Regions from separate parts of the Homo sapiens genome. Here all the other regions are linked to region 2. Evidence: chromatin contacts called from ENCODE Hi-C data. All regions are on one chromosome and are shown on one strand. The core of a region is the stretch at or near the end of the contact, and the rest is flanking DNA. Distances in the headings are between cores, read along the strand shown. Region 1 has its middle 120 kb from the start of RDUR. Region 2 overlaps LOC105374021 (a long non-coding RNA gene). Region 3 holds the start of RDUR (RIG-I dependent antiviral response regulator RNA).

Evidence for each region. A loop is a pair of places that touch in the nucleus more often than their neighbours do. Pooled maps may share reads with other maps.
Region 1: a loop to region 2 is called in a pooled map, with 16 times the contacts of the local background. The contact joins two enhancer-like sites. A Hi-C loop is called at or near these places in 3 of 37 single-sample maps with no recorded cell type and 4 of 50 pooled maps.
Region 3: a loop to region 2 is called in a map with no recorded cell type, with 9 times the contacts of the local background. The contact joins the promoter of RDUR here to the enhancer-like site in region 2. A Hi-C loop is called at or near these places in 3 of 37 single-sample maps with no recorded cell type and 5 of 50 pooled maps.

Annotation. Positions count from the first base shown.
Region 1 is chr3:102,058,392-102,061,091 of GRCh38, reverse strand. No RefSeq gene overlaps it. Among named protein-coding and RNA genes, the nearest start is that of RDUR, 120 kb to the right of the region's middle. Within about 2 kb of position 1,376, at least 3 of the 41 ENCODE cell types and tissues checked have a DNase peak (open chromatin) inside an H3K27ac peak, as active enhancers do.
Region 2 is chr3:104,521,432-104,524,145 of GRCh38, reverse strand. It overlaps LOC105374021 (a long non-coding RNA gene), which reads left to right. Exons shown (of 6, transcript XR_007096271.1): 4 at 757-897; 5 at 1,351-1,477. Among named protein-coding and RNA genes, the nearest start is that of ALCAM, 840 kb to the left of the region's middle. RefSeq lists enhancers at 386-1,585, 2,082-2,361. Within about 2 kb of position 1,310, at least 5 of the 41 ENCODE cell types and tissues checked have a DNase peak (open chromatin) inside an H3K27ac peak, as active enhancers do.
Region 3 is chr3:101,939,452-101,942,151 of GRCh38, reverse strand. RDUR (RIG-I dependent antiviral response regulator RNA) reads right to left here and starts at 1,293. Exons shown (of 4, transcript NR_026934.1): 1 at 1,127-1,293.

The DNA of each region.
Region 1 (2,700 bases), core at 127-2,626, 2.5 Mb after region 2:
ATCTTTCATTCTGAAATCCAGTGGTAGGGCTGTTCATAGAGCTGACAGAGCTGCACATGGCCTTTGGGACAGAGATGAGTCATCAGTGACCAAGTACACAGCAACCTGGGAATATTCCCTCCTATTCTGGTGGGCTTTCAAGGCTAATAATCAAGGGCTCTCGCCTTATCTGCTTCTTCCTTAGTCTTCTCAGCACATAGTGAATAGGCCATATTAATGAGGAAGATGAGGCATAGGTGCCTTTTTTCTGATATTTAAAATATGAATCACCATAGATGGTAAGATTCATGGTTAGTTGTACTTTCTCTTTTAAGTGTTCCTGTACTCTTTGAATTAAAATAATAATAATACATTATTTTCATAATAAAAGGTAAACTTGTTCTATTTGAAAAGTAATAAAGATAAATACACTTTACTGAAGAGTACTAACAGTCTAAGTAGTGTATAAGGACGGAGAGTCAGCAGCCTTATTCTGCACTGAAGCTGCCTACCTCCCCCATCTCCTCTGAAGACTTTATTTTTTATATTTATGTTTACAATCTAATCACTTTACATAAAACAACCCGTGAGTTTAAGCTCAATTTTTATTTCTCCAAATTCATTTATAAACTCTATTTCTCTAAATCCATCTGCCAGTGAGTACACATATTTGAGATAATAGGTATAATTATACAAACATTCAATTTTTTGTTTTACATTATTCACCTAAATAATCTCATGTACTTTTTTTTTTTTTTTTTTGAGATGAAGTCTGGCTCTGTTACCAGGGTGGAGTGCAGTGGCGTGATCTCCGCTCACTGCAACCTACACCTCCCAGTTCAAGCGATTCTCCTGCCTCAGCCTCCTGAGTAGCTGGGACTACAGGCATGTGCCACCACGTCCAGCTAATTTTTGTATTTTTAGTAGAGACGGGTTTCACCGTGTTGGCCAGGATGGTCTCGATCTCTTGACCTCATGATCCACTCGCCTCGGCCTCCCAAAGTGCTGGGATTACAGGCGTGAGTCACCGTGCCCGGCCCTCTTAGGTACTTTTCATTTCACCAAAAGAACCCCCAGAGATTTTATTTCTAATGTCTCTGTGGCATTCCATCTTCTTATTTTATATATATATTTTTTTGTGATTTGTTTAGCTATTACTTTCTTCTTGAACACTTGGATCATTTTAGGTTATAAATTCTCAGTGTTAAATTTGAAACATGTCTGTGCAATTACTTCTTTGGTTGTTTATTTGGGGCTTATTTTATTGAAGCCTCAGCTCCAGGTTAAAGGTTATGAACAGCTTTACAGCTCAAGTTAGTGGCACTTTCGGTGAAACAGCTGTGGTCTCGTCATGTGATTTCCTTTCACAGAGTGAGTTTCATTAGTACTAATGAAGGAATAAAGTAGAATTTCTCTAGTGGGAACCACCCAGCTGTGGTCTGCTGCCCATGACATTTTGCTCAAATTCCCTCAGACATGAGCACCACAGAAATTTTTTAAAAACGAGTCTGACCCATTCACTCAGGAAGAAAGAACTCCTCCGTGGGCAGTTGTCCCCTTTACTAGCTAGCCTCAACAAGTTGCTCCAATCACAGGGGGGTCTTAGTCCATTTGTTTTGCTATAGAGGAATACCTGAGGCTGGATAATTTATAAAGAAAACCGGTTTACTTGGCTCACAATTCTGTAAACTGTACAAGAAGCATGGAGCCAGCGTCTGCACCTGGTGAGGGCCTCAAGCTGCCTCTACTCATGGCAGAAAGGGAAAGGGAGCTGGCACAGGCAGAATACATGGTAAGAGGAAGCAAGAGAGAGAGAAGAGGAGGTGCCAGACTCTTTTTAATAATCAGCTCTCCAGAGAACTACTAGAGTGAGAAGGGAACTCACTCATTACGGAGAGGACAGCACCAAACCATTCGTAAGGGATCCACCTCCATGACCCAAACATGTCTCATTAGGCCCCACTTCCAACACTGGGGATCAGATTTCAACCTGCAGCTTGGAGGGCCAAATATCCGAACTGTAGCACAGGACCTCTGAGGGACTGACTGCCTCAACCCCAAAGCAGACAGCAGGTACCGCCCCACAGGTCCCAAGCCCATACCAGACATCATGTTGTACTCTTTCTAGAGCATGGCCTTATTACCAGAGTTACCCATGAACAGCTTGCCCATGGGCATGGCATCTTTGGAATCTGTGTAGTCCATATTGTGCAGGCTGTCAACCCTGCCCACCCTTCATACAACTCTCAACTCCAAACATCATGAACTCCACTCCCATTAACAAATAAATATCTTTTTAGGATTTCCTTCAGAACTTTGCCCCCAAACTCTATGCTCAACACAGTGGCCAGAGTGACCCATATAAATGTAGGCCAGATCCTGCCTTTCTTTTGTTCTACCCTCTCCCCTCCCTAAAGGCTTCCCAAACCAAAGGTCTTTCAATGGCTGAAAGACCCTGTGCAGTCTGACTCCCTGTTAGGTACCTGACCTTTTCTCCTCCCTCCCATCCACTCTATACTGAACACACTTGTCTTCTTTCTGTTCTCCAATGCATCAGACACACTCCCACCTCAGGATTTTGGCACTGCTGTTCTCTCAACCAAGAACACTTTTGCCCTAGAAGCCATCAGTGTGCCTCACTCCCTTGCTTCCTTTGGGTCTTTGGCCAAATGCCACAACTCAGTGAGCCTTCCTTAAATCTTTTTGAAATTGCAACCATCC
Region 2 (2,714 bases), core at 61-2,560:
TGATTAAATTTTATGAATTTAAATTAATTTTTTTAAAGTTGAGTTATAAGTTTTTGTATTCCAAAAGATTTTAAAATGTATTTACTTACAATCTTGTTATGTTGCTTTTCATTTTTTAAACATAAAAAGTGATTAATAATCATATAGAGAGAATAAAATTAAAATATGCCATCTCGAAATATAATTCTCTGGCATATTTTGAAATGGCTATTCAGAAGGACTGCAGACACAAGTATGGCTCTGGAAGCTATCCTTTGTGGGGGAGATTTGCATCTGTAGAGAAAACTTTCATTAGTAAAGTAAATAGCAAATGCAGAGGCTTTTTATTAAGGTATTCTTATCTGGATCTTGGAAAAATTAACTCACAAGAAAAGGAGATGAAAACGTTAACACTTACAAAGTCCTGACAGTGAAACTTTTACCAAAGACTACTGTCTACTCTGAGGGCTGCTACCTGCGAGGCTTCAACTGCATAAAAAGACAGCCTTTGTCACCAAGTCTTTTTTCCCCATCTCTCACCCATAACCTGTCACCATGCTCCAAGCCTCAATTTCTTTCTATAAAATATAAAAACTTTGTCATTTGGCTCTTCTTTCAATCTCATATTCATAGACCTCTCGTGTCCATGTGCACATTGATAAATCTGTATCCCTTTTCTCCTGTTAATCTGTCTATTGTCAATTCATTTCAGCAGACTCAGACTTCAACATTCGGGGGAAAATTTGAACTTCTCTACAGTTTTGGTATCTTTGGCAGGATTATAGCAAATCACTCTGCCCACACCCGAGGCTGCAGCCAGAAACCACGGAAACTGACAGACGCCAGCAAAAAGAAAGAAAAAGTTAAGAAATTTCTTACCAGTAATCCTCCTTGGGTTTCTGCCTTAGGACTAGTCAGGTGAGTGGTGAAACTCCATTTTCGTGTTTCCTTCTTTCTAAATTTAAAGGAGAGAAAATATTTTTAAAAGTTAGTTCTTTAAATTTGTGTCCCTTGTGGACTTGTTTTATACCTATTGATAATTAATCTTTAAACATCCAAAAATGGTCCTTGTTTTTCTTGTCTCTGTCCTTTGTGTGGTTTGGTATAAGGAGAAAAACCATAATAAGCTTCTCCTTTCATCTTGTTTTTGTGTCTTGAGAAACTTGGCTTTGTAATCCCCAAATTTATTTTCTGGTCTTCACTACCCAGGAGGGCATATTTGCCAGACATATACTAGGCTGGGAATCTGAAATGTCTGTTTTTCCAAATGTGTAGGTTCTCAAAAAAAAATTGCCTTTGTTATCTCAGCCTTCATTGCCTAACAATTAATGTCTTTGCTTTCTTCTTCTTCTTCTTCTTTTTTTTTTTTAGGTGGAATCCTACTCTGTCGCCAGGCTGGAGTATAGTGGTGTGATCTTGGCTCACTGCAACCTCTGCCTCCCAGGTTCAAGCGATTCCCCTGCCTCAGGCTCTGGAGTAGCAGCAGCTGGGACTACAGGTGCGTGCCACAGTGCCTGGCTAATTTTTTGTATTTTAGTAGAGACGGGGTTTCACCATGTTGGCCAGGATGGTCTCGATCTCCTGACCTCGTGATTCACCCACCTCGGCCTCCCAAAATGCTGGGATTACAGGCATGAGCCACTGTGCCCAGCCCAACTTTGCTTTCTTGAGCTATTGTAGCAGGACAAGCCGCAGACAAAACCCCTCAGACACCAAGTTGTAGAAGGAAGGGCTTTATTCAGCTGGGAGCATCGGCAAGCTACCATCTTAAAATCCGAGCTCCCCAAGTGCACAATTTCTGTCCCTTTTAAGGGCTTACAACACTAAAGATTTCACATGAAAGGGTCGTGACTGATTTGAGCAATCTAGGGGGTACATGACAGGGGCTTCATGCACCAGTAGTCAGAGTGAAACAGAACAGAGCAGAGAGTTTCACAATGTTCTTCCATACAATGTCTGGAATCTATGGATAACATCGGTTGCTAAGGCATGAGTTGATTTTTAGCTACTAGGCAGGCCCAGGCCTGGTTTCGGGTCTGGTTTTGGGTCTGGTGCCTGGTGCCGGGCTGCCTGCCTTTGGTTTCACTTCCTTGTTTCTTCTTAAAATAGGTACTGAGTATGAAACAATGTAAAACAATATGAGAAGGTCTCTCTCTTCCCTCACTATCTTTGGGAGGAGCTTTAAATATTGGGAGGAGTTGCGTGTACCCTTTTTGAAATGAAATTCTTGTGTTTATTGATTTTAAGCCATAAAAGGGCTTATTATAATAGTTTTGAGTCACAGATGAAGTAGGTACACATTTGGAGATTTGGAAACTATCTGTATGACTCTTGACATTCATTAATGATCCCTACATCCCCACCCCTTGTTACGGTAGGTAGCTAATCAGACATGAAGAGAGCAGGAAAGGGCTTCCCCAACTCCCTGACACACACACCAGGAATGTCAGGTGACCATCAGGTGATGATCAGGCAGTTGTTAACTGTCTCTCTAAAATAATAATTGTTCACAGTCAGTGCCAGGGAAAGGCAGTCTCCGAATAAACAGAAACACCTGAAACTGGTGATCAATAGCTTCCTGACAAGATGTCAGGATTTGGAGGAGTTGGCTCAATCATGCACATTAAGAAGCAAAATGGCAGAGTTTAACTGGTATATGACTTTCTAGGGACATTTGACTGATAAGGGAAGAACGCCTCAAGTGTATGCATGCATACAACTCTAGTAAACACACT
Region 3 (2,700 bases), core at 44-2,543, 2.6 Mb after region 2:
TGTAGAAACTAAAGTGAAATAGAGAAAGGAAAGCTTTAAAGGCATCATTTCAAATAATTCATTTTTAGAGTTCAAAAAGCATCAACAACTGTTTAGGAGAATAAAGTTAACCAGATTTTTTTTATCTTGCATTTAAATTAAAACATCAATATTAATTTAACCTTTTTCTTGGTCTTTGCTTGCTAAACTTATAATGGTGTATTTGATGATAAAATGATGAGTAAACAAATTTTCCCTGAGTTATGGGTATATATTCAATCTCAGACACACAAAGCTGTTGGAGGGATGACGATCACAGCCCAAGCCCTCACAAAACCTGAATGCCAAGCAACTTAAGCAGAATTCACCAAAACCACACCATCTCAGAGATTGCCTTCTGATTTTCAAAGTGTGTCTAATGGAGCAGTAAATGCTCTATGTTATGCTTAAAAATGTGTTTTGAATACTATTCTTTTTAGACAAGTTTATAATGAAATGAAACTTTGTCAACCATATAGATGTGTGCTGTCTTAACCAGAAGAAACGACTGGTCAGGGTTAAACTGCTATTTTTCATCTTAAAGAACTTTTTTAATCGGACTTAATTTGGCTACTCAAAGGCCTTCTTGGATGATATCCAAGTTCTTACTTATGATTTAAGTTTGTGAAATAAGTGGCTTATGTAAGGGTAAGATATGACTACAAACCGTCCAAGATTTGTGTTAGTTCGACTTAACAATGGTGTGAAAGCAACATGCGTTCAGTAGAAACCATACTTCAATGATTGCATACCTATGCAATCATTCTGTTTTTCACTTTCAGTGCAGTAGTCAATAAAGTACATGTAATATTCAATACTTTATTATAAAATAGGCTTTGTGTTAGATTATTTTGCCCAACTGTAGGCTAATGTAAGTGTTCAGAGCATGAGTAAGGTAGGCCAGGCTAATCGATAATGTTCAGTCAGTTAGGTGTATTAAATGCATTTTGAACTCATGGTATTTCAAGTTTGCTATGGGTTTATCGGGACTTAACTCCTTCATAAGTTGAGGCACATCTGTATTATTAAATCCTAGTCAAGCCAAGCCAACACCATCAGTCCCAGCAACACTGAGTGACCTGCCCCAGGCATTTTCTGAGGTGCTTACCTTACTCTTATATCCCACCTTGAAAGAATCAGACTCTGAGAAGTCTTGTCACAAACCTGTGGTCCATCAATTAACAAGCTTTTATTGAGCACCATTCTGTACTCAGCACTTACATTCACGAAACCTTAAACTCCTCTGTGTACTTAGTCTGTTTTATCTCTGCTTCTGTCAGAATGAGTGCCGTTACATGAGGGATCCCAGGATCCCACCAGCTTGCCTGACATATCGGGTTTCAGGGCGCCGCTGTGATGACTTACAGCCCAGTCTTTTCAGTACATTGTCATTTCCTCTCTTTACCACATCTCATTCTTTCCAGGGCATTTCCTCTATTTTCAAATACAGGGCAGTTTGCCAACATATCTTCTGTTTTGGAATAGTAATCATTACACTATGCCGAGAATTTAAAAAGCATTAGAATGGAGACTGCTTTTAAATCCCCCTCACTCTGTCAGCATAATCCTAGGTATTGCTGCTTCTCTTGGGACACGTACTTATTTCTATTTCTTACTTTTCTGACCGAATTCCAATAATTACCTCATAACCCAAGGAAGCTGCCCTTTTTTCTTATTATTCCTCTTATCTTTTCTCTTTCTCTTCTCATAAACAGTGGTTCTGTTGTCTATAAGACTTTCACTTTCAAGCATAGGTCTGTATATCAAAGTTAAACTATTTTAATTGAACCAAAAGGTTTTCAGGGCCTGCAAGACTAGCTACTTAAAAATATAGATATATTAATTAGACACAGGCTCAAAACCTTATTGTATCATGAAGGGAGGAATGGGTAAGTGTGAACAAGTAAATAAATAACCACTAAAATGAGAACTAAGGTGAACATGAGAGGTGCAAAGTCTTTTGGGGGCCAAAGCAGAGAGAAATCCCATATGTTTAAAGAATCAGGGAAAGCATCATGGTAGAAATAGATTTCAAAGATTGAGACTGCATCGTTGTCAATCCTAGACCCAGGAGGAAAGTTAATAGAATAGAAAAGTAAGGACATGTTGAAGGAACAGTGAATGGTACCACTTGGCCAAAATAGACCTCACATGTAAGAAAGTCATGGCACATATGTCTCTAAGATAACTTGGTCCACATGTTTTCCTACTTCATTTTCTTGGAAATGATGAATAAGTGAAGTCTTCTGAGCAGAAGGGTGTCCTAATCAGAGCACACATGAGGAAGAAAAACCAACCAGCAGTGAATGCGGTGAATCCAAATGTCTGAAGCAGGAGCAAGAGCCATGTCGGGAGCCGCAACAATTGTCCAGACAAGAAGCAACACAGTCCTGAACTGAGCAGGCCACAACGGAAGGAAGAAAGGAGAAAAAAAACGTGGAATGAGCATCTGCATTTCAGGAACTGCATGAGGTCCTTGATGCATATTATTCCATTTAATGGAAAAGAAAAGTGAGTATGAGAGGCATAACCACGATTAGGGAAAAGAATGAGATCAGTATTTATTTAGGACTCCACATAAAATGTGCAGCTCTCATCCAATCCTCTCAATTGGCTAGGTAGGGAATGTTATATTCCCTGCTTTATACATAAGGATATCAAGACTCTGGTGAGCTTAACTAA